Regions from separate parts of the Mus musculus genome. Here region 1 is linked to region 2. A link is a loop called in an ENCODE intact Hi-C map of the cell type or tissue named here. Cell type or tissue: left cerebral cortex. All regions are shown on one strand. Each heading gives the region's core, and the rest is flanking DNA. Links, peaks and the distances in the headings are about the cores only. Region 1 overlaps Inpp4a (inositol polyphosphate-4-phosphatase, type I). Region 2 has its middle 28 kb from the start of Inpp4a.

Region 1 (8,000 bases), core at 1-8,000, 100 kb after region 2:
GTGGTCCACTGGCTTTTTGTGGTGGTGGCACCACCCCATCTACAGTCATATCTGTGTAGCATGTCTTTCTGAGCTGAGTTACAGGAGGAGTGGCCTCACCACCACTCTAGCCTTCTACAAGCTGATGATCTCTGGCTCTGCTCAGCAGAGAGCATTCAGAGTCAGTCCCCTGCTGCGAACTGTCCTCCAGCCTACTGTCCTAAGTGACACTCAGTCTACCAGACCTTTGTTGAGACAGGCCTGCTTCCGTGTAGCTGCACCTCTGGGTGCTTGCTTAGGTGCGCATGGTGCATACTGATGGGGCTGCTCTCTTGTTTTATTTCTTAGGTCCTTCCTTTAAAGCAAGCAGTTTGAAAGCAGATAAAAAGTTAGAATTTGTTCCCACAAACCTGCACATACAACGGATGCGAGTTCAAGATGATGGAGGCTCAGGTACTTGCTTTTCTCACCCCATTGCTGGGTTGTGATCTGCTTCTTTCTTCCTGTATACTTGGTCTTTGAGTTGCCCTATATCTGGCCCATTTTTCCTGTATGCTGAGCAGCAAGAGTGTGTCTGTCTGTCTGTCCGTCCCTCCCTCCCTTCTCCAATACCCAAGGACCTTTGAAATTTTTCAGTTACAAAGTCCAACCCCCTTTCTTAGATATCTCAGCTTCCTTTTGTTTTTCTGGCAGAAAGTTGCCGGTCATTGACTCTTTCCTGAGAAGGGAGGAAGTGGGCATTTAGCATCCCAGGTAGCGGCTCTACCTTTCGGCTTTCTTACTGAATAGTTAGTGCTGGATTCAGCAAGCCCTCTTTCAGCCTCTGGATGTAGGATTAGGAAGCCAGAGGCTGTTTACATGTGGGCTATAGGTCCCACAATGCTATCCATGCTGCCATAGCTGGCTTGTCTGTAGGCCTGACCCCAGAGTAACGGAGGAAAGCTTTCTGTTGCTCAGATCAGAACTACGATGTCGTCACTATTGGAGCCCCAGCAGCACACTGCCAAGGTTTTAAGTCAGGAGGTCTTCGAAAAAAGCTGCACAAGTTTGAAGAGGCCAAGAAACAGTAAGTGAAGGAGGGTATCTGTGGTCCTCGTATTGCTGTGTCCGACATTTGTGAGTTAAAACGAGAATCAAACGGAACTGCAAAAGCATCCAGCCATCTGATCTGCTTCTGCGTGGCTGGAGGAGCTGCCTCAGGGACCCTGTGCTGCTCTGTGTGTGTGTGGCTGAGGGGAGGGAGTGGTGAGGCGCCTGGCCACTAGTCTAGTCTTTCCAGGGAGCTGCTTCAGGCGGCCACCCGCGTGCAGTGCCTGAGAGCTCAGCTCCTCTGAAGTCTCTGGGCAGTTGGAGCACCAGGCTTGGAAAGCCTCTGACAAACTGTACTTTCAAGGATCATTTCTGTAGTTCCTAAAGCCCCCAGCACTCTGTGTCCTTTCCTAAAGGACAGCAGTGGCAAGTGTTCCCACTACTAAAAGGATCTAGAGGGTTGTCAATTCTGTCCTGAGCAAGAAACTGCCAGAGAGGCAGGGTGAGGAAAGGCTTCCCAGTTGAAGCATTCCTTGGGTATCTATCATCCAGAATGTCACCTGGCAAAATGTAAATGTGATCAGAGGGTATGAGTGTAAAAATGAGCAGGGTGACAGTCTTGTGAGGTCCTTGGGCTGAGTGTGCAGTGGGAAGCACTGGCAAGGAGACTGTGCTCAGAGTCTGACTGAGCCTCTATGGAGCACGCATGTGTGTCAGGTAAGGGAGAGAGAACAGAGCAGGTCACTGACCCCAGAAGGGGCAAGGCGGCAGGTGGGTGAGCACAGAGGCTGTCAAGTGCGAGGGGTTAAGACCAAGTGTTACCAGGAGGCCTCAGCAAGATGTGCCTTTGATCTGAGAGTGGAATGCTTTTTGAGATAGGAAGCAAAGGTCCAGAGACTCCCAGAGACTCCTACATGGTGACAGGTAGAAGCAGGTGGAGGAGGGTCCTAGCATGAGTGGGTGTTGATTGATTATTGTCCGGTTCTGCTGCTGTGGCCAGAGTGAGGGTACTGCACCACTGGGTCAGGATGCTGGACAGTTAGACCAGGGGCCCATGAGGAGCCTGTGGAGTCAGGAAGGCAGGTCAGAGTGCCACTGATGTCAGCGGTGCCAGAGACGGAGCAGGAAGCAGAAAAGGACATCTCAGAGTGCTTGCCCTTCCAGTGTGTGTCACCTAGCCTGGATATGGGGAGGAGAAGCAGGGAAAAGCTGGGCACAGTAAAGCCATTTCAGCATGTTAGTGAGTCTATCAGGCAGCCCTGACTCCTTCCTACAGAGCAGACAGCCCCGTGCTCAGGCTTTCCTTACTGTTCACGTCCACAGCATCCTAGGGAGCAGGAAGAAGAGTAAATTTTCCATCATAGTTAGTGTGTGTGGGAAGAGTGAGTGTGTGAGGTGACATGGCTTCCTGACAGAGAAAGTCCATTCGTTCTAGGTGACCAGTCAGGAGGCCACCTGGTTGTCCCTTGTGTGTGAAAGGTGGCAGCTTTGATACTAGATAACTTTACATTTTGGCTTGAGAGCTGGTTTCCCAATGCCTCTGTGGTCTTTCAGGTATTCTCATGGATATTATTAACATAGCAGTGGTGTCACAAGCCCACCTTTGCAGCAGTTTGTGCTCTCTGAGCTTTCCTTCACATGCAGACACATGTTCTGGGCCCCAGTGGGATGTCCCTGGGGCTTGAGCACAGGCCGCAGACTCACTCCAGGGAATAAGTATTTTAGACTCATAAGTTTGCTTATTCCTGTAGTCATGGCCTCAACAAATTACATCCAAGTATTTAGAGAGAGAAAAAAAAATGCCAGTCAGCCTTTAAATTGTGCTTTGCCTGTGGTATTTGCTAACAATCGCTAATGCTTCATTTGGTTTTTTTTTTTTTTTTCTTTAGCAGTTTTGAGGAGTGTTGGTGAGTTTTCTGTCTGTGGAGAGAGTGTACGTTGATTCTTGCTCTTGTGTAGAGAAAGCCTGTGCTGTCCTTCATCTGGGGTGGCTCCATCCCATTTGCCTCGTGGCTCCCAGTCAGCAGAGCTCTTCCTTCCAGCTGCAATGTTCTTTGATAATGAATAGCCATTCTGCCATCTGCAGCCTCCTTTATGGCCTGACAGCATTTTCTTCCTGCACTCAGTGGACACAGGGCCCAGTTTGCCTCCTCGAAGGATGCAGAAGAGCTCACTGAGAGCCCTGGGTGCCAGGGCATCACATCAGCCCCTTGGTACATTCAGTGCACACACCTTTACACAGTGAGCTGTCTTACCCATCCAAGGCCATTTGGGAACCTTTTTTTGTTTTCAATACCTGGTAGGCAAAGCTTTATCCCCACATGCTACCTCAGCCATTTTAACATTTTTTTTCTTTTGAGACAGGGCTCGCTAAGTATCCCCAAGTTGGCCTTGAACTTATCCTACAGCCAAGGCTTTTCTCTGTAATCCTCCTGCCTCGGTCCTTAGTAGCCAGGAATACAGACTGTGTATTCATCAGGCCCAGTTCACTCAGGCCCAGCACGAGCCTTTGAGTTTTCACTTTCCCTCTGTGATGGAGCCAGTTTACATTTTGTAATACTTTTGTACTGTGCTGATTTTAATGATGGTGATGTTAAGGTCAGTTTTTCCCATTGGGCAGCAGAGCAAGAGCTGAGTGGCCTTTTCCTCCAGAGAGTTACATGGGAGCCAGAAGCCACCATGTCTGTCTAGGATCTCCTCATTAGTCCCAGACTGGGAAACCAGCAACTCATCAGGAGAGGCCCCATGGCCCTGTGGCAAATGCTGCTAGGGCTGGGCCTAGACCCTCACTGACATACTAGGGCTCTGCTGGAAACACAATGTCAGGAAGCCTGAGTCCTCACAAACACACCCAAGAAGAAGCTTCGCCAGCTTTCCCTTGTGGGGTCCCTTCCCTGAAGTCCCGAGGGAGGGAAGACAGCATCTGGGAAGGACGCTACTCACACTTCATCCTCCACAGCCCCTCAGAATATTATCCCTGTTCCCTCCTTGGGCTTTCTGAACGGAGGCTCACTCCTTCCCATAGCAGGAGGAGTCAGATGCCTAAGGTCTGAGGGATGAGCAGCAAGTGGAGCATGGAGAGCCAAGGGCTCTTGGTAAATGTCAACCCAGGTGCTTCATGTGCACTGTATCTGGAAAGTTCATCAGGTTCCATGTTAACTGAAGACTCTAAATCTTCCATGCCTCGGGAAGGGTTTGGTTACTCCTATGATTCCACTCTCTTCTCCAGGGAACCAAGCTCCCAAGACAGCCGGGAACCTTCTAGCCTGGGAGAAGGGGGCAAACAAATCTCAAAGATTTGATCCAACCCTAGGGGTGGTGGACCTGGTTCCGTGGGACTCTCCACTAGCAGCCTTACTCTCTGTATCCAGAGCAAGTGCACATTAGGCACTGCACTCTGATACTCATGTGGCTAGGTGCTTAGCCCGTGGCCTCCACTGTGTGTATGGATGGGTCAGCAGACCCTGGATGGGAGTCTAACATGAAGCCTAAGCATCACACATAGGCCATTGCCTCCTGAGCTGTTGCAGGAAGAGCTGGGAGTAGAACACAGAGTCCCCTCCCACAGAGGCCTGTGTACCGCAAGGCAGCATAACCTCTGCACCCCTTTGTGCGGCTCCTGATTTTGGAGTTAAGTACGTGCATGTATGCATTCCTGATGTTCCCAAGAGCAGTTCTTTGAACTTGCCAACTTGTACTGCCAATTTCAATGTACTTCCATGTGCCAATCCTGTGGCTGTTGTCGTAACAGAGTGTGCACAGCCATGGACATATGCAACAGTAGATCTACACACAGCACATAGTCCATGTAGACTCTCAAGGCTGAGGACCAGAAAGAATAGATTCTATTTTTTAAATTCTTCTTCAAAATGTATTTCCAAGACCTGATTGTCCCAAGCGACAGCTATTCATTTGGGAGAGAGATTGCAGATTGGAAAGTAGCTTCTGCGGGCGGTGCTGTGGAATGATGCTTGTGCTGCCCAGGCTCAGTCGCCATCTGCTGCATGGGCTTCTGCAGACCCATCGTGTCCGCTGTGGTGTGTGGGCTTGTGGCGGTGGTGGTTCTCTCTGGGGCAGTTTGGTTTGTGGTGTTTGCATGTTTGCCCTGTAGTCCAGAAAGACAAAGGGGAGTGGTGTTTTCTTCCTGACTTGCTTCTGGGCCTCCCTGGAGAGGTCTCGGGTGACTCTCATCTCCAGCAAGTGAGGTAGGGTGTGATGAGAGTCACCCTCTGCTCTCCACGGTGCCCCTTCTCCCTGGCACTCAAGGCCAGCCCTTCGTTTCAGAAGGGAGAGCATTCCCTCCCTTGTCCTCACATCCCAGAATCACCACTCCTGCATTGGTGACTTTTATGTCTCATTTTCTCAAGCATTCTCAGATGGTCTCAAAAACAACTTTATAATGCTTGATTGATTGGGACCTGAGCTAAGAGACATAAGCTTATCTGCCACCTCAGATGGCCACACATGCTGGCCCGCCTGTGAAGCCAGGGCATATGGAGTTGGCCCCTCACAGGCTCCTGATTACCTGGGCAGCAGCTGGCCTGGCCCTTTGACATCTGGTTCCCAGACACATCTACAGTGCTGCACAGTGGTGAGGAGGTGGGCGGGAGGAGGGGCTGTAGTTTGAGAGGCATTGAGTTGTTGGGCCTGCCTCTGGCTGGCTCAGCCTCAGCTTTCTCTAATGCAGTGTTGTCAGCATAAGGAAGGCCTGAAACAGGAGAGAGAAAGGAACCTGTTGTTGGGAACTTGCTCAAGTTAATACATGGGAGGACTATGTGAGGCTGCTTACAGGAAGTCTGAAGGCCCTGTTGACCAAATGGAGAAGTTTACACATATATGTCCGTTAGACTATGGTAGTTGTAAGCAGACCCCAGATCTGAAGGACTGATTATAAGTTACTGAAGTTCCTAGGTAAGATCCCAGCATTGGGTAATTATTATAGTGATATTCCAAGGTATTTATACACATACATGTACATTTATATAGTAAATTAAAGACACGTACAGGTACAAGTACACATAAAAGTCTTAGTCTTATATACATTTTACACTTCTCTTTAGATAAAAAAGGATCTTCTAAGATTGACCTTTGCCCATCAGTGATTAAACTTACCAAGAAAACCCCTCTATTTTAGGGAGAGTTGTGGGTGGCTTGGATGACTTGGAGAGCCCCTTAGGACCTGTTGTTCCTTTTAGTACATCTTCTAGTGGCCAGTCCATCATCTACATACCACAGGACATCACCCGAGCCAAGGAGATCATTGCCCAGATCAACACCCTAAAAACCCAGGTCAGCTACTACGCGGAACGGCTCTCAAGGGCTGCGAAGGACAGGTCAGCTACTGGCCTTGAGAGGACTCTCGCCATCTTGGCAGACAAGGTAGGAGGGGCTGCCCAGTTGCGTGTGGGTTGGAGAGGTCTCTTACATTTCTAGAAGCTACTAGACCACCCAGGGTAACCCGGAAGTGCCCAGAGCCAAATGGAGAGCCATTGTGGTGACCTTGAAAACTTTTCTTTTAAATCCATAAAGTTGTAGGGAAGTCTGTGACTTGCTTGTAGTTGGAGCCCCGATTGTAGCTTTAGGCCAATGGGTTGATGCGTCTTCCAGCAAGTAAATTTGCATTCACTTTCCTGGGACTCACACAGACTACAGCTTCTGTAGTGACATCTTAGTCAGCACCTATAGAGCAATTATTCAGTCATAAGAAATGAGCAGTATAACCTTATTGGCTTATATATAATTAATTTTAAAAGTTCTGTTTAACCACAACTCAATCCTGACTTAAAAATTACATAAACATGTCTGCATACTGAGAGAGTGGCTGAGCCGCCTTTGACGCTTGGTACTCTTTCCCTTCAGACACATTCCCACTGCACCTCCCCACCCACACCTGTCTTGCTGCTGGGTGCTGTTGTTCCTGCTCAGAATGTGTTATATTCTTCACATGGGTCCCCACAGACCAGGGCCACTGGGAAAGGAAGTGATAGTTCCTAGCAGTAAAGCTAGGAACAGCCGAGCTCCCGCTGCAGTCTCCAAGGCGAGAGAGAGTGGTGATGCCAGGAGCCCAGTTGAACCAAAGTAATGTGTGATCCCTGGGAACCACCCCCAGGGGCTAGGCACAGTGCACCCTGTTGCCAAGGCTGGAAATGAGCCCTTTTCTCCAGTGATGTAGGGTCAAAGTCAAGCAGAGCCAGAAAATGACACATAGGATTCTTTAGCCCCTTCTAATCTTCCTTGACCCCTTCTGGGATAAACAGGTCTCAAGCAGCCCCCATGTGCTCTAGTCTTGCAGGAAAGTTCTTGCTGAGATTGTCCCATGTTGCCTTTGTATTTAGATACCCTTGAGAATGCTTCTTAGCAGGCTGCATGGAACAGGATGGGTGGGAGGAACTTAGCCTTTGCCTCCCCCCTTCTGCAAGAGAGCACACTGAGCAGCCCTGGTTTGTGTGAACCTGCAGACTCGGCAGTTGGTGACTGTCTGTGACTGTAAGCTGCTGGCCAACTCCATCCATGGGCTGAATGCAGCTCGGCCCGACTACATCGCTTCCAAGGCCTCCCCTACCTCGACTGAGGAGGAGCAGGTGATGCTTCGGAATGACCAGGACACCCTGATGGCCAGGTGGGCGGGGAGAAGCAGCCGGTCTTCCCTGCAGGTGGACTGGCATGAGGAGGAGTGGGTGAGTCTGCTGCCCCTGCCTGGGGTCCTGCTGCTGAACTATAGACCTTCCCTCCCAGAGTGCCAGCTCCTTTGTTAGCAAGCTCCAGGTCTGCTTCTCAGGTGGCTTTGGGCTACTTGATATTGAGGTTGACTGTTTTCAGACCATAGTGTGTGTAAACTGTACGTGATCTTGCTGGGAGCCAGGCCTCTCCCCTTACTCAGCCCCTGCTCGTCCTTCACCTGTTAGGACTCTTTGTTGTTTGAACGCAGAGGCTCAGGTACCCAGGCTGCCTCTGCCCCTGACATTATGTCACTGCATGGTTCCAGTGTGGGC
Region 2 (17,082 bases), core at 3,943-11,942:
ATCTCTTCTCATTTCTCAGTGGATTCAAAGACAGCCTCCCTCCTTAGAGTAAGAACTTCTGGCTGCCAATGATACAGAAATCGGGGAACTCCTAGAAACCGGCAAGCCCTGGGTTTGGGCAGTCTCTGAAAAGGGCATCGCATGGTGAGATTTCTCCGAGGAATCTAAAGTGGATGCCAGCCCCACCTGTCACTACAAGAGTAGCCTGGTTCTGCTGGAGTCACCTGTTACCACCCATTCTAGCTCTAAGTAGAGAACCATGTGTAAGTAGAGACTGTTAGGTGGAAAGCTGGGGTAGTGGTCCAAGTTTTAAGAGCAGACAACTAAGGCTGGAGAGATGACTCAGTGGTTAAGAGCACTGGCTGCTCTTCCAGAGGGGCTGGGGTTGATTCTCAGCACCCTAATGGTGGCTAACAACCATCTGTAACTCCAGTTCCTGGGTATCCAGTGCCCTCATCTGGCTTCCTTAGGCCCTAGATACACACATCATACACAGACATCCATGCAGGCAAAACATCCATGCACATAAAATACATATTTTTTAAAGCTGAAAAGTGAAACTTAAAAGCTGAGTCTCATGGCTAATGGCCTTGTAACCTGCACCTTTACCCTGAAAAAGCTTCAAGCCCCCAATGGAACTGCATCCTCAGGCTCTTAGCTAGCTGAAAGCTTGCATATTGCAAGAACTTTTTTTTTTTTTTAAGCTAGCAACCAGAACTCCATTCACATTTTTGCCCTTGGGTTCTGAGACTGTGAACAAGGACTTAGGTGTTCCATCCTTCACTTAAATGCAGGCTGGAAGTTCTTCTTCCTTCCCATCTTTGCTCCTTTTTCTCTTTCCTTCCTTCTCTCTTCCTCCTCCGTCTCCTCCTTTCTTTCTACGAAACAAATTTCTCCCAACCCTTTCCTGGACAATATTGAAGTCTCAATGGGTAGATGCCATAATCTATAATTGAATCCTAATGTACTTCATACAAAAAAAAAAAACAACCTCTATGTTCAATTATGCAGTTGGGTCTCTTCTTGTGGGTCACATGACCATTTCTTGTGGGGGCATCTGATGCTTAATGCTTTTAAATGGTTAGAAGGTCCAGGTCTATTAAAGAGCATAGATTCAATTTCATATGACCAGCAGAATGTAATCTGCAGTGCTATGTATTCTCTAACATTGAATATTTATGACAATGAATACATTTTAATAGCCTTAGCTATCAATTATGCCTGCACCTATATTTATATGGGAAAGATAAAGACCTGGATTAAAATGTGCTAATGTCTCCTGCTTCAGCTCTTGTCTTAAGGGAAGATTCAGCCCCAGGGTGCATTCCTCAAACAATGGCTTCCCTAGAAAGATCAGGCAATGATGAACTGGGGATGTATGCTTCTGGGAAGACACGTACACAGTCAGAAGCAGAAGAGACAATGTCCTGGGTACACAGAGACATGAGCCAATGCTTACTGTGACCTTGATCCTAAAAGCAACAAAGAGGAGCTATCAGAATGCAAGGGCAAAGGACAAATATATGACCTACAATATGTTCTACCAGAGAGCATGTATCAGAGGGAGTGACTACATGGACAGACAGATCAGCAGAAATAGACGTGGACATTATTCAGGATGGTAAGTGCATAAAGGAGCTGTCTACCCCAGCCCTGGAGTTACACAAAGAAAAGTGTTCGGAGGAGTCGCCCCGCAACTAGAACTCACACCTCTCAGGGTGAGTTACTGTTGACCATCTCTGATACCCCAGGAACTTAGAGACATCTGCAAACAAAGGGATGTGAGCGATATTTGAGGAGTAGCATTGCTCTGTAGGTGAGATTCTAGAGTTTTTACATGAAGCTAGAAGCAACTGCCTTACCAGAGCAGGCAGTGGCTGCTGTCACCGCAACCACTACTAAGTGGTACTTAGGCTCTATAGCCAGAGGATCATGTAGACAAGCAGAAGAAAGTCCACTCACTCTCCCTCTGCCTGCCTTCCAATCTTCCCCAGTTGCCTCTTAGGGAAAGTTCTAGAAGAATGAGGACAAAGAAGAACCTTGAATTTAACTAGCAATGTCTTCCACATACTTTAGGTCCCATTTTCCATGCACTGGGGATATGTCCAGGAAAGAGCCCTAAATAAATGTCAGTATTCGAGGAGACTATTGAAATATAATGTGTACATGAATGTTTATAATAGCTTTATTTATAAACACACACACTGATGGAACCCTGTTGCTGCTCAACAGGTGGAAAGCAAATCCATACAATCCAACGCTGCCCAGAGATAGGAACGAACAAACTGTTAAACTGGTCCATGTAAAAACCATTCTGTTGTCATGGCGATCTAGAGAAAGTACATCACAAAGATGAAAAGGATCTCAGTGGTCCTCGGGAGCTGAGAGAGGCTGGTGGGTGGTCACAAAGGAGCTAATTCTTGTTGTGACACAATTTTTTTTACAGTACTGGTGTTGTACATACGTGACCTGGACTCCCATAGCTATACGTCATTAAGAGTCAACTTTAAGCCAGGTGTAATGGCATATACCTATAATCCCAGCGCTTGGGAGATGGAGGCAGGAAGATCAGATATTCAAGGCCAGCCTCAGCTGCGTATAGAATCTGAGAGTAGCCTGAGCTAGGTGAGACCCTAACTCAAAGATAAAAAGAGCAAACTTTAGTGAAAACAACATTTTTCAATATAAATAAGGATGTAGTGTCATTCCAGGAAGAAAAGAAGATTCTAACAAATGAGTCTAACTGTATTGCAAACACAGGGCCTAATCTTATTGAAACTTTAGGGCAAAATGATGGCTAAGTATCTTTTAAAACTCTAAATCCAAAGACAGAAGGAATTAACACAAACACACACTCTAGTTGTAAATTCTTTAACATGGTGAATCTGTTGGTGAATAATTCTGAAATTATATGTATACTGTGTATAGGGCAGTAGATAATGGAATGGATGGTAAAAATGGAAGACAAGCTTACCATAGAGAAAGAAATTTCAAATAAGAGGATGCTCTAGTTTCATTTCTGTTGCTGTAACAAAGGCTTTATTTCATCTTACAGTTCTAGATTACAGACAAGGCAGGGACTTTAGACATCAAATAACATCACACCCACCGTCAAGAGCCAAGAGAAATGAATGTGTGCCTGTTTCCTTGCTTGTTCTCAGTTTGACCTCACTATTCTTATATGGTTCAGATTCCCTGCCTAGGGAATGGGGCCACCCACAGTAAGCTGGATTCTCCCACATCAATCAACAAAGACAGTCCCCTACAGACCACAGGCTAACCTAGTATAGACAGCCCTTCCCCTACACACCACAGGCTAACCCAGTGTAGACAGCCCTTCCCCTACAGACCACAGGCTAACCCAGTGTAGACAGCCCTTCATTGAGCCTCTCCTCCAATGTTGGGTCAAGTTGAGAATTAAAGCCGCCATCACAGGGATCAAGAACAAACCCTAAAATATAAATGTGTTTCTTTATATACATATATACATAACAGACAGACAGATACAGAGATCGTGTGTGTGTGTGTGTGTACAAATATAGATTTCTAGCTCTGATTAATATCTTTTGCAAAGGACACAATAAACACCCATCCTGGTATCTAAATATCTTTCTCCAATTAAAAGAACCAGGATGATTCTGGAGCTGGTGCATAGAAAAATAAACCATACACCTAGACCATCTTGTGAAGATAGAAAATGCTGGAAAACCACAAATGGCTATGTCAAAGGGACACAAAATGGTTTGGCCAGTGGCCAAAATGAAAGCCATCTAGAAATTTTTTTTTTTAAAAAATCAAATAGCATTAGATTCTGCAATGTGAAGGTCATTGAGTCACACTCATGCTATGAGTAAGTATCTGGAAAATAAACAACCGGATAAATAAGCTCATGAGAGAGAAAGGACAGATATGTTTACGAGAGAATTCCAGGAGACATCTGTGAATTATTTGATGTAGATAGAGCCACATTCACAAATCTTAAAGCCAGAACTGGAGCCAAGTTTCTGTTTTTATAAGATTAAATGTATCAGTCTTTGATTTTCACCATGGTTAGTATCTGTGTCGAGTCGGGGCTTTTTTATTTGTGATATATTTACCCACACATAGACTGATCTAGGTGTATGGTTTATAGAAGTAACATTTTGTTATTTCTGACAGTTTCATCTCATAACAAAATACTTGGCCTACATTTTTGTTCTTGGTCTGTTTGGAGATACTTACAACTTTGAGGTGAAAGTGGTTGAGAGAGAGTGAGACCACGGGATTCAGAGAATGTTTAGTTGCTGTGTGACCTCTGTACAGTGACGCAGGTGGCTCCTACACCCAGAGCTTGACAGATATTCACATGTAGACGTGTCCTCACTACCCAGATCATTGTGGCACAACTCTGGCACTGCAGATGGTTCCCTGTGGACTTTTTCAGACACTAGCACACTCTAAAGTTAACCATATTTTTATTACAATCTCTAGAGATTTAGTTTCGCCCATTTTTGAAATCCATATAAATGTCATCATAATTTTGTTTTTTAGATTGATCTGTGATGTTCAACGTGGAGGAGAAGTCTATGAGAGTCTCATGGCTGCATATTATTGAGTGTTGAACGTAGCAGGAATTATTCATTCTGGTTAGGGACATGTGTGCAAATTTCTATTCTCAGTTATTCTCAGTCACGTTGCTGTAAACATTTTATAAATGCCTTTGGGGGAGGTCATTTTACTGGGCATGTCTACCTATAGACCAAACACTTGGTTATTTTAACTCATGTTTTCTCACAAAGACATTAGAGTGTTTGTGAGCAATACCTTTCAGAATCAGGTTCATTATGACGCCAGAGGATTTTTTTTATCACTGCTTCGAAGTGTCTCTGAGTCAGTGAAGAGGAGTCCCTACTCTACTGTAGGGACTGTGGGTTTTACTCTGGGACACTGGGATGAGGAAACACACAAATGCTTTTATCAGAGCTCCCCATAGTTATCCTGTGCTTCACCACCTGTGCGTCAAAATGCCAAGATTCCACTTAGCAAAACACATTTAGGAAACAACCTGTATGAGACTTGGTTCTAATGGTCAACCTGACACAACTTGGAACCACCTGGGAGGAGAGTGTCAATGAAGAATTATCTGAACTTGGTTGGCTTGTAGACATGTGAGAAATTGTCTGTGGAGAAATTGTCAAGTTTGAATGAATGAGTTAATAAATTTGGGAAGATCTAGCCCACTGTGGGTGGCACCATTCCCTAGGCAGGGCATCCCAAATTGTGTAAGAGTAAATATATCAAGTTAAGCACAAGCAACCAAGGAGGCATGCAGGCACTCATTTTTCTCTGACCTCAAATTAGTTGTTATATGAGAGAAGACTAATATTTAATACATCAGGTGTTCTCATAAATCAGTAACAAAAGGATGAATATTAATCCATAGCATTTCTTGCCATCCCTAGCCTCTTCTAATAGAAGCTTCCCTTCGAAAGAGACATGAGTGGATTTGGTAGCTGTGGTTGGACAACATCTCATCCTCAGCCAGAGCTCAGGGATCAAAATGGTCAACTTACCCAGCAATATTAACGAATGATGTCACTCAGTAAAATGATGGGACAGACCAATCAGGTTACAGTCATAGATTTGGAACAAAAACCAGCAGTAACATAATACTCAGCTGCGGGAACTGGAGCCAAAAGATGATGTGGACAGAAGTCATGAACTGAGACAGGAACCTGATTTGAACTCTCCAACTGAAGCTTACTAGACAGCAGACAGCCATGTTCAGACTGTCTTAACATGAGAAGATACTATATTACAGGGGCTATGGTAGTACAGGTTTTAATGTTGAGAACCTAATCTAAGAATTCAAAGGTTTGATCCTGAGGAGGCAGGATCAGTGGGCAGCCATTGGCTCTGAGCGAGAAACTCCCCTGGGCTTACCTTTTATAGTATGGATACCACCATCACCAGAACTCATGTTATAATCCCTACACACACACACACACACACACACACACACACACACACACACACACACACACACACACTCACTCACAAATAAACCATTAGGATAGCCCAAATCAGTAGCATCAACCAATGATAAATATTAACATTATATATCTTGTAGCATTTTCAATTGGTAACACTCGATTTTTCTCTTGTCTCTTTGGTTCATGCTTTTAAGTGTGTAATTTAGTGTATCATAGGTTAGTACCCCCCAAATCCCAGGCCTGGCATGAATCATTAATGTCACTTGTGAGGTGACACTCACAATGAGCTGGTAGTGATGAGGTTAGACAGGAACTTCCCTTGGGACCTTTGAATTCTTAGATTAGGTTCTCAACAGAGAGTTCAGCGTTGTGCCCTGGCTCACCCACAATGATGCTAAAGCAGAAAGGACAAGCTAGAGAATTTCCTAACCCAGCAACAAACAAGGAGAACCCATGTTCTGAGTTCCAAGGAACCAGGCAACCAGATGGAATGAGGCACTTGGACCCTATGTTGGTTGGAGTGAGAAATGTTCTCATAGTCTTGGGCATTTGAACAGTTGCCCCCGGCCAACAGCTCTGTTTGGGTGTTATGTCCTTGTCGGAGGAAGTATGTCACTAAGGGCCAGCACTGGCACCAAAAGCCCCATTCCATGTCCAGTTTGCTCTCTCTTTTCTGTGCTTGGGGTTCAAGACAGCTCTCAGTTTCCTGTTCCTGGCTGCCACAATTCTCTGCCACAGTGGACTATTAATGAAAGAGTGGACTCTTAGTGGAAGCCTCACCCCCGCTAAATCCTTCCTTCTATAAGTTGCCTTGGTCACAGTGTTTTATCACAGAAGACTAACTCATACACAGCCCTTAAAGTAATGACATTGGCCTGAAGGTGTGTTGAGCCCCCTTTAGATTCCAGTATATGCCATGATACTCCCTCCCATGGCTTCACCCCCTTATATATGATGTTTTTATAGCACAAAGGGACACTGGAGATGGTTCAGGCCCCCAAACTGCACCTGATCAGGTGCCTGCCCAAGGCTTTCTACCATTTCCTGTACCCACCAAAGATCTCACTCCGTGTTTGAAACAGTGAGCTGAAGATAGCCTTCCAAATCACATCCCCACAGAATACCATGCAGCCACAATACCCCTTTGCTCAGAACTTTAGGAAGAAGAGCCTTGCATCAATTTACAGGAGAAAAGTAACCATCTCTAATTCTACACTTGTGATGGTTTATCTTGTCAGCTTTATGGGATCTGGGATCAACAAAGAGGAGACACACCTCAGGGAAGGTCTGCCTTTTCCAGGAAGAGTTAACTGAGAAGACTCTTCCCTAGGGAGGACAGTGCTTTCTAAGGGGTGGCCCATCTATAGAAAGTCAGGAGTGGGGTCTAGTTTGCCTGACTGCCTTCCATTCTAGCTGGTATGTGCATCTATCCTGTTGACTGTGCTGCCTCTGCTGCCACCACCATCCTCTGAGCATCAGACTCCAGCTTCTACCTTTCCAATATGGACTGAGTACCAGCAGCTCTCCAGGGAGCTTCCAGGACTTTAGTCCCAGATTAGGAGAACTCTGAGAGGCTCTTGGCCTCTGTGGCATGCAACCACTGTTAGACTAGCCAGCCTGTGCGTGTGTATTAGTATATTATATATTCTATTAGTTCAGTTGCAGCACGCAGATAGCCACGGTTAGACTAGCCAGTGTGTGTGTGTGTGTGTGTGTTATATTCTATCAGTTCAGTTACTCTAGACAATCTTGCCTAAAACACTTTTCCTTCACAGAGGTTGCTAAAGTCTCTGTCCTTGGCATCACTAGCTGGCTGCCAGCAGACAGACTGCATTAGTGAAGAGTAAATTACATCTATGCAGAAGGTGCTGGCTGCTGGGATAAATGGATCCCAACACTGGGTGGCAGATGCAGTAGGTTTCTTACTCTGCCTCCCCGCAGGGAGGATGCTCCTGGTTGGCACAGACCTGGTGCAGTATGACCTGCACTACTATTTTTTTTTGTCCTCTTTTACTTTTATTTTTAAAATTATTTATTTACATTCCCGTCATCACCCCCTCCCAATCCCTCCTCCCTCCTCCCATAGTTCCTCGTGCCATTCCTCCTCCCCTTTGCCTCCAAGAGGGTGCTCCCCACTACCAAACCTCACCCTTCCCTGAGGCCTCAAGAAGACTAAGCCCATCTTCTCCCACTGAGGCCAGACCAGGCAGACCTCTGCTATTTAAGTGCCAGGGGCCTCGGACCAGCCTGTGTATGCTTCTGATTGGTGGCTTGGTCTCTGGGAGCTATCTGGGGTCAGGGTTAGTTGAGAGTGTTGGTTTTCCTTTTTGTCTTCTTCTTGATGTCTGAGCTCTGCAGCTGCCAAAAGAGCCCAAGGGCTGGGGAGGTACTGCTGCTTCGTCATATCGGCTAAGAGATGTCCATCTTCCTGCTAGTGAACATCTAGTTTCAGGATGGAGGCACGGGGGTTGGATGGGAAGAGGAAAATGGAAACTGTAGCCTTCAACTGAGCAGTGGCTTCCCGTGACAAGTACACTCAGAATCGTCATCCATGAGGAGTAAAATCAAGCATACGATCCCTCGGGACGAATCTTCAGCACACTATTGTGATGTTTGTGACTCTGCTTTATACAATGAAGTCAGTCCTGTTAACCATACCAAGGACTCATCCCCTACAGAAGTGCTCCATCTAAGGGGAACAGTAGATGCATCAAGCTTACCCAGGAGATCTTCTGATTGGTCACTGCGTATAGTCCAGGATGTCATTAGGAGCAGCATAGACAGAGTCCCCACCAGTGGTGCAGACTGTTCAGTCTTTAGCTCAGAGCCACAGGAAAAGTTAGCCTTTCTTTGCAGACCGTGTTGGTTCAGAGTGAAAGGATTGTTCCGTTGCCTTGATTATGCCAACCTACCAGCAGATGGCAGTAGAGGATCTCGCGCTACAAAGTGATTCTAAGTTACAAATGCTCTTAACTTCTGAGCCACCTCTCTCTCCCCAAGACAGGGGTGGGAGGTGGGAGGTTGTGGGGGTTCGGTTCTGAATTAGATGCCACGGCTCAGCTCCCCCATACTGCTGCAGCAATGCCTCAAAATGATATACTCCATTTCTGAGCTCTTGTTCCAGTTGCTACTGAATAACTTTAATGTCTCAACGAGTGTAAAATTCCTTAAGATTTTCAATGTTGCAAACAAACAAATAAACAAGCAAAATGAGCTATCATGTCCATAGACAAAGGAATGGCAAGACACACGTGCCTGAAAACCGTCAGAGGAACTGGAGTCAATTCCTAGCACCCACTTGGTGGTTCCCAGTGATCTGTAACTCCAGTTGCAGGGGATCTAGCGCCCTGGTCTGGTCTCTATGGGTATCAGACACACACGTTCGCGCAGGCAAAACAGCAATATACATAACATAAAAATAGATTAATATTTTGAAGAAGAACCCCTGACTGTATTGCTGTGGGGAAGGGGCTAATACACAACCACTCTGTCCAGGTAAGACTCTCAGCTCCTGGTGAAAATTGTCAAATCGCTTAGAATCACTTATTAGAACGAGATCTTCTCCTGCCATCTGCTGGGAGATTAGCGTAATCAAAACAGAACAATCCTTTCACGGGTGTGCTTTGGTGGAGGTGCCAAACTAGAGCAACCATGCGTGATATCCCTGAACAAATATGGTCACTAAAGAGGCTAACTTTTCCTCCGGCTCCGAGCCAGAGACTGAGCAGTCAGCGCTACTGGAGGGAACGCTGTCTATGCTGTTCTCGATGACATCCTGGATGATATGCAGTGGCCAACCAGAACAAGTCCTGGGTAAGCTTGATGGCTTTCATCTGTGTTTTCAAGAGTATGACATCAATTTCAGCAACATAGTGAGTTCGAGGCCAAATAGCAGGAGATTGTCTCTGTGCAGTTCAGTTCACCAGCCCCCAGGGAGTTCTGGAGCTGCATGGGGAAGTAGGCTCAGTTGTCAAGGTGACTACAGGTACTAACTAATGGGCTTTGTGCTTGTTTTAAGTGTCTGGGAGGGGCTCCCAGGTGCTCAGTGTCCTCAGTGTGATGTTCTGACTACATGACAATCTCAAAGGTGCTGGCAGTGAACACCTAGCAACAGCCACTTCAGGTCCTGTTTCCTCCTGATCATGTTTTCAATATTGGGGAACACTGGGTCAGGGCAACCTTAGTCATAGGCCCATTGGCTACCAGAGTCAATGACCTGGAGCTTGGACTTCTCAGTCCCAAGAACTGTAAGACATAATATCTGTACAGGCCAGGCTGACCTCCAACCTCCTGCCTCAGCCTCCTGAATGCTAAATACAGGTGTGATCTACCATGGGCACCCCTCCCCCCTTCTAACCACCTCTCTTTTCTACTGGTAGGATCCCAGGCAGCCAGCACAACTACAGGAGCCTTGGGAACTGGCTGACCTGAGATCCCTTGGCCTGTACCAGGGACAAACAGTTGCAATGGCCCTGAGGTCAGCTGTTGGCTGCAACACCACTAACCCACAACAGCTCCAGAGCCTGAGTCCAGGATGCTTTGCTGAATGGAACTACAGGAAACAACATCTTTGCTTGTCCCTCCTACAGATCCAACTAAGTGTGAATAGACAGTATTTTCTCCTTGTATTGTCCTATCTAAGGTTGGCCAGATCCATTGAAGAGGAGCCCAGGAGTAAAGAGCCTCCTGTCCTCTGGACAGCACTGAGTGTCCATCCACTCTTCTGCAGCCAAAGAGAACATTCCATCAGCTCACCATGTTGATAGCCTGCCCCAGGCAGCTGGGCAAGTATCACCTTTTTAGTGTTGTCTTGCTAGGGTTTTACTGCTGTGAACAGACACCACGGCCAAGGCAAGACTTATAAAGGACAATTAATTGAGGCTGGCTTACAGGTTTAGAGGTTCAGGCCATTATCATGAAGGTGGGGAGCATGGCAGTGCCTAGGTAGGCAAGGTGCAGGAGGAGTTGAGAGTTCTACATCTTCATCTGAAGGTTGCTAGCAGAATACTGACTTCCAGGTAGCTGAGGGTCTTAAAGCCCACACCCACAGTGCCAATTCCAATCCAACAAGACCACACCACTCTAACAAGGCCACACCCACTCCAACAAGGCCTCACCTACTCCAACAGGGCCACACCCTCTAATAGTTCCACTCCCTGGCCGAGCATATACAAACCACTACAAATGTGTTATTGCTCTTCTTAACCTTTATCTTCGCTCTTTTTCTTATAGTTTTTGGCACTGAGAAGTCCAAGCTCATTGGACTCCCGTCATTGACTCCGGTGGCCAATGGGCCTATGCCTAAGGTTGCTCCGACCCAGTGTTCCCCAACATTAAAAACATGATCATGCCCGGAAGAAACAGGACGTGAAGTGGCTGATGCTAAGGGTTCACTGCCAATGCCTTTGAGATTGTTGTGTAGACAGAACATCACACTGAGGACGCTGAACACCTGGGAGCCCCTCCCAGACACTTAAAACAAGCACAAAGCTCATTAGTACCTGTGGTCACCTTGACAACCCAGCCTACTTCCCATGCAGCTGAACTGCACAGAGAGTCCCCTGCTATTTGGCCACAAACTCCCAACATTGCTGAAACTGATGTCAGACTCTTGATAATCTCCCCGTGCCAGCCTCTTGCATTCTGGAACTACAGACGAAAGCCGTCACCACTCTTTAAGTTAGGTTTTTAGCAACAATATTGGGGGTTGGGAGGGCAGAGGCAGTTATTGAATTCTATAGTTCTAATTAGACACACTTTGCATAGTACAGAATTAGGTTCTTGTTTTCTCCACAAAGGTGGTGGTATTCGCCTTTAAGCCCAGGATTCAGGAAGTAGAGGCAGGAGAGGTCTCTGTGATTTGGAAACCAGCCTGGTCTACATACATAGAGGGTTCCAGGCTAGCCAAGCCATCATACTAAGAGCCTGACTTAACAAACAAACAAAATGTTCTTAAATTTTCAATATTTGGGGCACTTGTTGATGAGGCCTGCTTGTTTTGCATAAGAGGAAAATTCACAGGAGAGGGGCTGTGGGAGAAGGCTGGAGGAGGCATAGCAGATGGAGCCCTCACCATTAGCTTACACACACCTAGGGAAGTCAGATGGCCCTCGCTGGATGTGATGGTTTGTAAATGCTCAACCAGGGAGTGCACCATTAGAAGGTGTGGCCCTATTGGAATAGGTATGCTACTGTGGTCAGGGGCTTTAAAACCCTCATCCTAGCTTCCTGGAACCGTAGTATTCTGCCAGCAGCCTTCAGATCAAGGTGTAGAACTCTCAGCTCCTCCTGCACCCTGTCTGCCTGGAAGCTGCCATGCTCCCACCTTGATGATAATGGACTGAACCTCTGAACCTGTAAGCCAGCCCCAATTAAATGTCCTTATAAGAGCTGCCTTGGAGCCAAGCAGTGGTGGCACATGCCTTTAAGCCCAGCACTTGGGAGGCAGAGGCAGGTGGATTTCTGAGATGGAGGCTAGCCTGGTCTACAGAGTAAGTTCCAGGACAGCCAGGGCTCCACAGAGGAAACCCTGTCTTGGAGAGAGAGAGAAAGAGAGAGAGGGAGAGAGAGAGAGAGAGAGAGAGAGAGAGAGAGAGAGAGAGAGAGAGAGAGAGAGAGATGCCTTGGTCATGGTATCTGTTCACAGCAATAAAACCCTAACTAAGACACCAGATATGGGCCCCTTGGCCTTGGACTCTCAGCCTACACAACTGTAAGATATGAATGTCTATGTAGCATAGGCTGGCTTTGCACCTATGGATCCTGCCTGTTCCTTCTCTTTTTTTTTCATTCTTTTCTTCCTGCCTTCCATCTATTTGTTTTGCTTTGTTTTTGTTTTGTTTTGTTTGTTTTATTTCATTTTGGGGTTTTTGTGTTGTTTTGGTTTTGAGATGTGTTCTTGCTATGATGCCCAAACTGTTTCTTTGTTTTTGTTTGCTGTCTTGAAACAGGATCTCTCTATACAGCCCTTCTGTCCTGGTCTTTACTTTGTAGATCAGAACTCTCCATGATCCACCTGCCTCTGCCTCCCAAGGACCAGGATTAAAGTCCTGTGCTGCTACACCAGGCCCAAGCTGTTCTCGAACTTCCAGGATTGAGTTTTCTCCTGATTTTATTCTCCTGACTAGGTGGGATTATAGGCATGCATCACCACAAACCTTTTGTTCTCTATAAATTACCCAGTCTCCTGTATCTTCCTACAGCAACGCAAATCAGATTAAGACTGTGACCCTGAAAAATGATCTCAGAGTAAATCTGACCCTGTCTTTGTTGATCCTGTCCACCTTCATTCTAAGAGGCATGGATAATGTAATGGAAGATCATGGCAAACCTTAACACCACCTTTATTTTTGTCCAACATTATTCATTGGAACTTCTAGAAATGTCAGATCATAAGCCTGTAGTACTTCTGTTACTACTATTTCTTTAGTGCACCTGAGCATATTTGTTTGTTTATATAAAAATATGTATTTACAAAATATGTAAGTATACTCCTGGACCAGGGACTCTCAGAACCTTTGGTGACCAGATCTGGGTCCTCCCCATCTGTCCTGGTCAGTTGAGGTCCTTGTGATTTTGATGTTTTTAAGTCTCTCTGTCTTCTGTTTACTGCTTTGCCTTAAGTCTCTACTTGTTAAATGTCATTGTTTTTGAGCTATTTCAACCAGAGAGGACACAGACATGCTTAAAGCCAAATGTAAAGTCTTTCTTTACAGGCCAGCGGCTGCACAGGGAACTGGCCCAAATCTTGCAGGCCTGAGCCTTCTGGTTTTGGCTTTTTATGCTCAAAAACTCCATCCTGGTTTGACACTGTTTAATTAACAAGAACAGCTAGTAATAAGCCAAAGTAGAGAAGCCATGAAAGCAAGATTAGTATAATTAGAGACTTTCCTAGAACTGTGGACTATGACAGGTCTTTGTTTTTATTTTGGCAAAGTGTTGGGGTCTCTGTGATGGGATCCGAGGGGAGAATGGTACCTCAAACATGAGGTCAAGTTGTTTAAAGTCTGGGGGGCCTGTCACATTCCCTACTGTGCATGAGTGTCTAATTGCACTATTCATGGGGCAGCAGGTTATATCATCTCTTCAGTAGTGTACTGGCTGGGTTTGTGTGTCAACATGACCCAAGCTGGAGTTATCACAGAGAAAGGAGCCTCTCTTGAGGAAATGCCTCCATGAGATCCAGCTGTAAGGCATTTTCTCAATTAGTGATCAAGAGGGGAAAGGCCCCTTGTGGGTGGGACCATCTCTGGGCTGGTAGTCTTGGTTCTATAAGAGAGCAGGCTGAGCAAGCCAGGGGAAGCAAGCCAGTAAGCAACATTCCTCTCAGCTCCTGCCTCCAGGTTCCTACCCCGAGTGAGTTCCTGTCCTGACTTCCTTTGGTGATGAACAGCAATGTGGAAGTGTAAGCTGAACAAACCCTTTTCTCCCCAACTTACTTCTTGGTCATGATGTTTTGTGCAGAAATGGAAATCCTGACTAAGATAGGTAGTAAATGTAACAGCTTACTCTCTGCCTTACATAGTTAAGTAAGCAGATGAACAAACACAAATCCACAGGGATGACCTGTAGTAGACCTCCAAGACTGTGGAAGGAGAGAGTTGACTTCTACATTGTCCCCTGACCTCCACATGTGTGGTGCAGCACACCCACACCCACCCACACACACACACATGAACACACACACAGGCACACAACACAAATAAATAAAATTCAACTTTTAGAAGCAACTTAAGGAAGGAAGGGCTTGAGGGTGCAGCCCACAGTGGTGAGAGGGAGTGGCAGCAGGATCGGGAGGTGGTTGGTGAAATCAACAATCAGGAAGCAGAGTCACAAAAGCTCATGTCCAGATACATTGCTCCTTTTCACTCCCCCAGTGTCACCCTGCCAAGGTCCGGCCTCAGCACGAGGAGGGTCCTGAGAAAGGCGGGGATGGGCTTGGCGCTATTCAATAATGACTCGGAGTCAGCAGTGGATGGAGGCTGGCAGTTCAAGTGCTCTCTCTTTGCCCGAGGACTCTCATCATTCTCGCTTCTTCTCTTTTCCTTCTCCCTTCTTCTTATACGCGTTCTCACGACCGGCCAGGAAAGAACACAACAAACCAGAATCTTCTGCGGCAAAACTTTATTGCTTACATCTTTAGGAGCAGGAGCGCAAAACCCCAAGCCCCAAAAACGAAAGCCCCCTTCTAAACGAAAGCGAAACCCCCCGTCCCTATTTAGGAGAGTTAACCTTCGCTTAGGACGCATCACTCCCTGATTGGCTGCAGCCCATGGCCGAGCTGACGTCACGGGAAAGGCAGAGTACAAGTAGTGGTAAAATACCCTTGGCACATGCGCAGATTATTTGTTTACCACTTAGAACACAGGATGTCAGCGCCATCTTGTGACAGTGAATGTGGGGGCGGCTCCCAACATCTCCCCCTTTTCTTTTAATAAGAGCAATAGGCCACCCATATTAATGAGAGTGGAGATAGAGGTCAAATCCCCAGTGTGTAGGTAAAGGAGCCGTACACATAACCTCCTCCCAGGCTCATCACCCAGAGGGGTCCTGGTCTGGTCCCGTGTTGTTTTTCCTGGGGGAAGGACACTTGAACACTCAACCTTCTTGAAAGATGACATGTCTCCCTAGAGTAGGCTCATTTTATGCCGCAGAGCCCTTCTATTGCAGTGCTTAGCCGTGCAACTCTCTCGGGCTGCTGAAGCACACTCACTCTATCCCGTGCAATGAGACTAGCCTCATGGGATATAAGAGCTGAGTGGCCAGCGACCTATTGCCTAAGCATAGATATATCGGGGAAGCTCCATGTTCTAGTCCTGCAAGCGCCTGGGCAATAACCACCTTGTCTCTCCTAGTTTGGGCCTTAAGCTTACAGACCAATCAAAGAAGCAACACTAATCCACAGCAAAGTGTATCTCCAAATAATATCAATCCCACCCATTCTTTAAAGAAGGGAAATGCTGAGGAGATCCAATTGGGTAATCCTTTGGTCAGGGACAGGTCCAAGCGCGTGGAGTTGACCTGAAGTCTCAATTCCCGAAGGATCTGTTCAAATTCAGCCGTCCAATTCTGTAACATATACTGAAAAAGACTTTTTGACAAATTAGCTGCCCTAGTACTGAATGGAAGTAACACACAATCCCGGAAACTTTTGTTTACACCCCAGCTGAGCTATTTGCCATAATACATCTAGTTGTTTCTGGACAAGATCTATGCGTTGATTAACCAGCATGAGACCTCCCTGTATCTTGACATTAGCTGAGGCCTGTTTATCTATGACTGTAGTCACTGAGGCTGACAAAGTGTTAATGGTGTCAGTCATCTGGACCTGTCCAGACAGAGCCAAGACTGTCTGAATCAAGGCTAAACCCAGTTCCTAGTTAGTGGTAAAAAAGCAGGGGAATACTTGAGCATTATACATCACCGTCATTAGGAGTGGAAATGTCGACATTATCCCCCAACGCTGCTCTCTCTTTATTATTGACGCCCTGGACATCACCAAGACGAGGGACATCAGTATTCCCTTGGTCAGTCTGGATTTTTCGGGTGAGTCTTTCTGGTATCCAAAATGGGTTGTCTTCATTCTGTGGGAAAACACAAACCGCTCCCCTGGATCTTATCAAAATAGGATCCGGGCCATACCATTTATTATCAAGGACATTTTTCCATTTAACCATCTCATTGGGCCTATCTGGCTCTGAACAATGACGTTCAGCCGCAGTATGGCCATGAACATCAATATTTAAAAAATTGAGTGTAAAGAGTGCCATAGACACAGACACTCTTGGTGCTCGGGGTAGAGTCTCGATTCCCCTCTTCTGTTTTAATAGATAGGCTTTGAGGGTGCGATGCGCACGCTCAACAATACCCTGTCCTTGAGGGTTGTATGGAAGTCCAGTCAGGTGGGTTACGTCCATCTGACGGCAGAACTGCTGGAATTTTTGAGACGTATAAGCTGGTCCATTATCAGTCTTAAGGAGTCTGGGTTTCCCCCAAGCACTCCATGCCTCAAGACAATGTTGAATCACATGTGAGGCTTTTTCTCCGGTTAACGGAGAAGCAAACATGATGCCAGAACATGTGTCAATGGACACATGGAGATATTGAAGTT

The links. A loop is a pair of places that touch in the nucleus more often than their neighbours do. Peaks named below come from ENCODE experiments on the same cell type or tissue, not always from the same donor. Only the 100,000 strongest peaks of a DNase experiment are listed, where the experiment ranks them.
Region 1: it touches region 2 in a loop (2.3-fold over the local background); 3 of 42 quality-filtered maps call a loop at or near these places.

The regions. Positions count from the first base shown.
Region 1 is chr1:37,371,375-37,379,374 of GRCm38, forward strand. Inpp4a (inositol polyphosphate-4-phosphatase, type I) reads left to right here. Exons shown (of 26, transcript NM_030266.4): 12 at 328-432; 13 at 937-1,045; 14 at 2,898-2,915; 15 at 6,204-6,387; 16 at 7,467-7,685. Among named protein-coding and RNA genes, the nearest start is that of 4930439A04Rik, 41 kb to the left of the region's middle. In left cerebral cortex, for the core only: no CTCF peak of the experiment used is centred there; DNase peaks (open chromatin) are centred at 4,984 and 6,929; H3K27ac peaks cover 884 bases.
Region 2 is chr1:37,263,779-37,280,860 of GRCm38, forward strand. No RefSeq gene overlaps it. Among named protein-coding and RNA genes, the nearest start is that of Inpp4a, 28 kb to the right of the region's middle. In left cerebral cortex, for the core only: a CTCF peak has its summit at 8,889 (motif pointing right); a DNase peak (open chromatin) is centred at 8,904.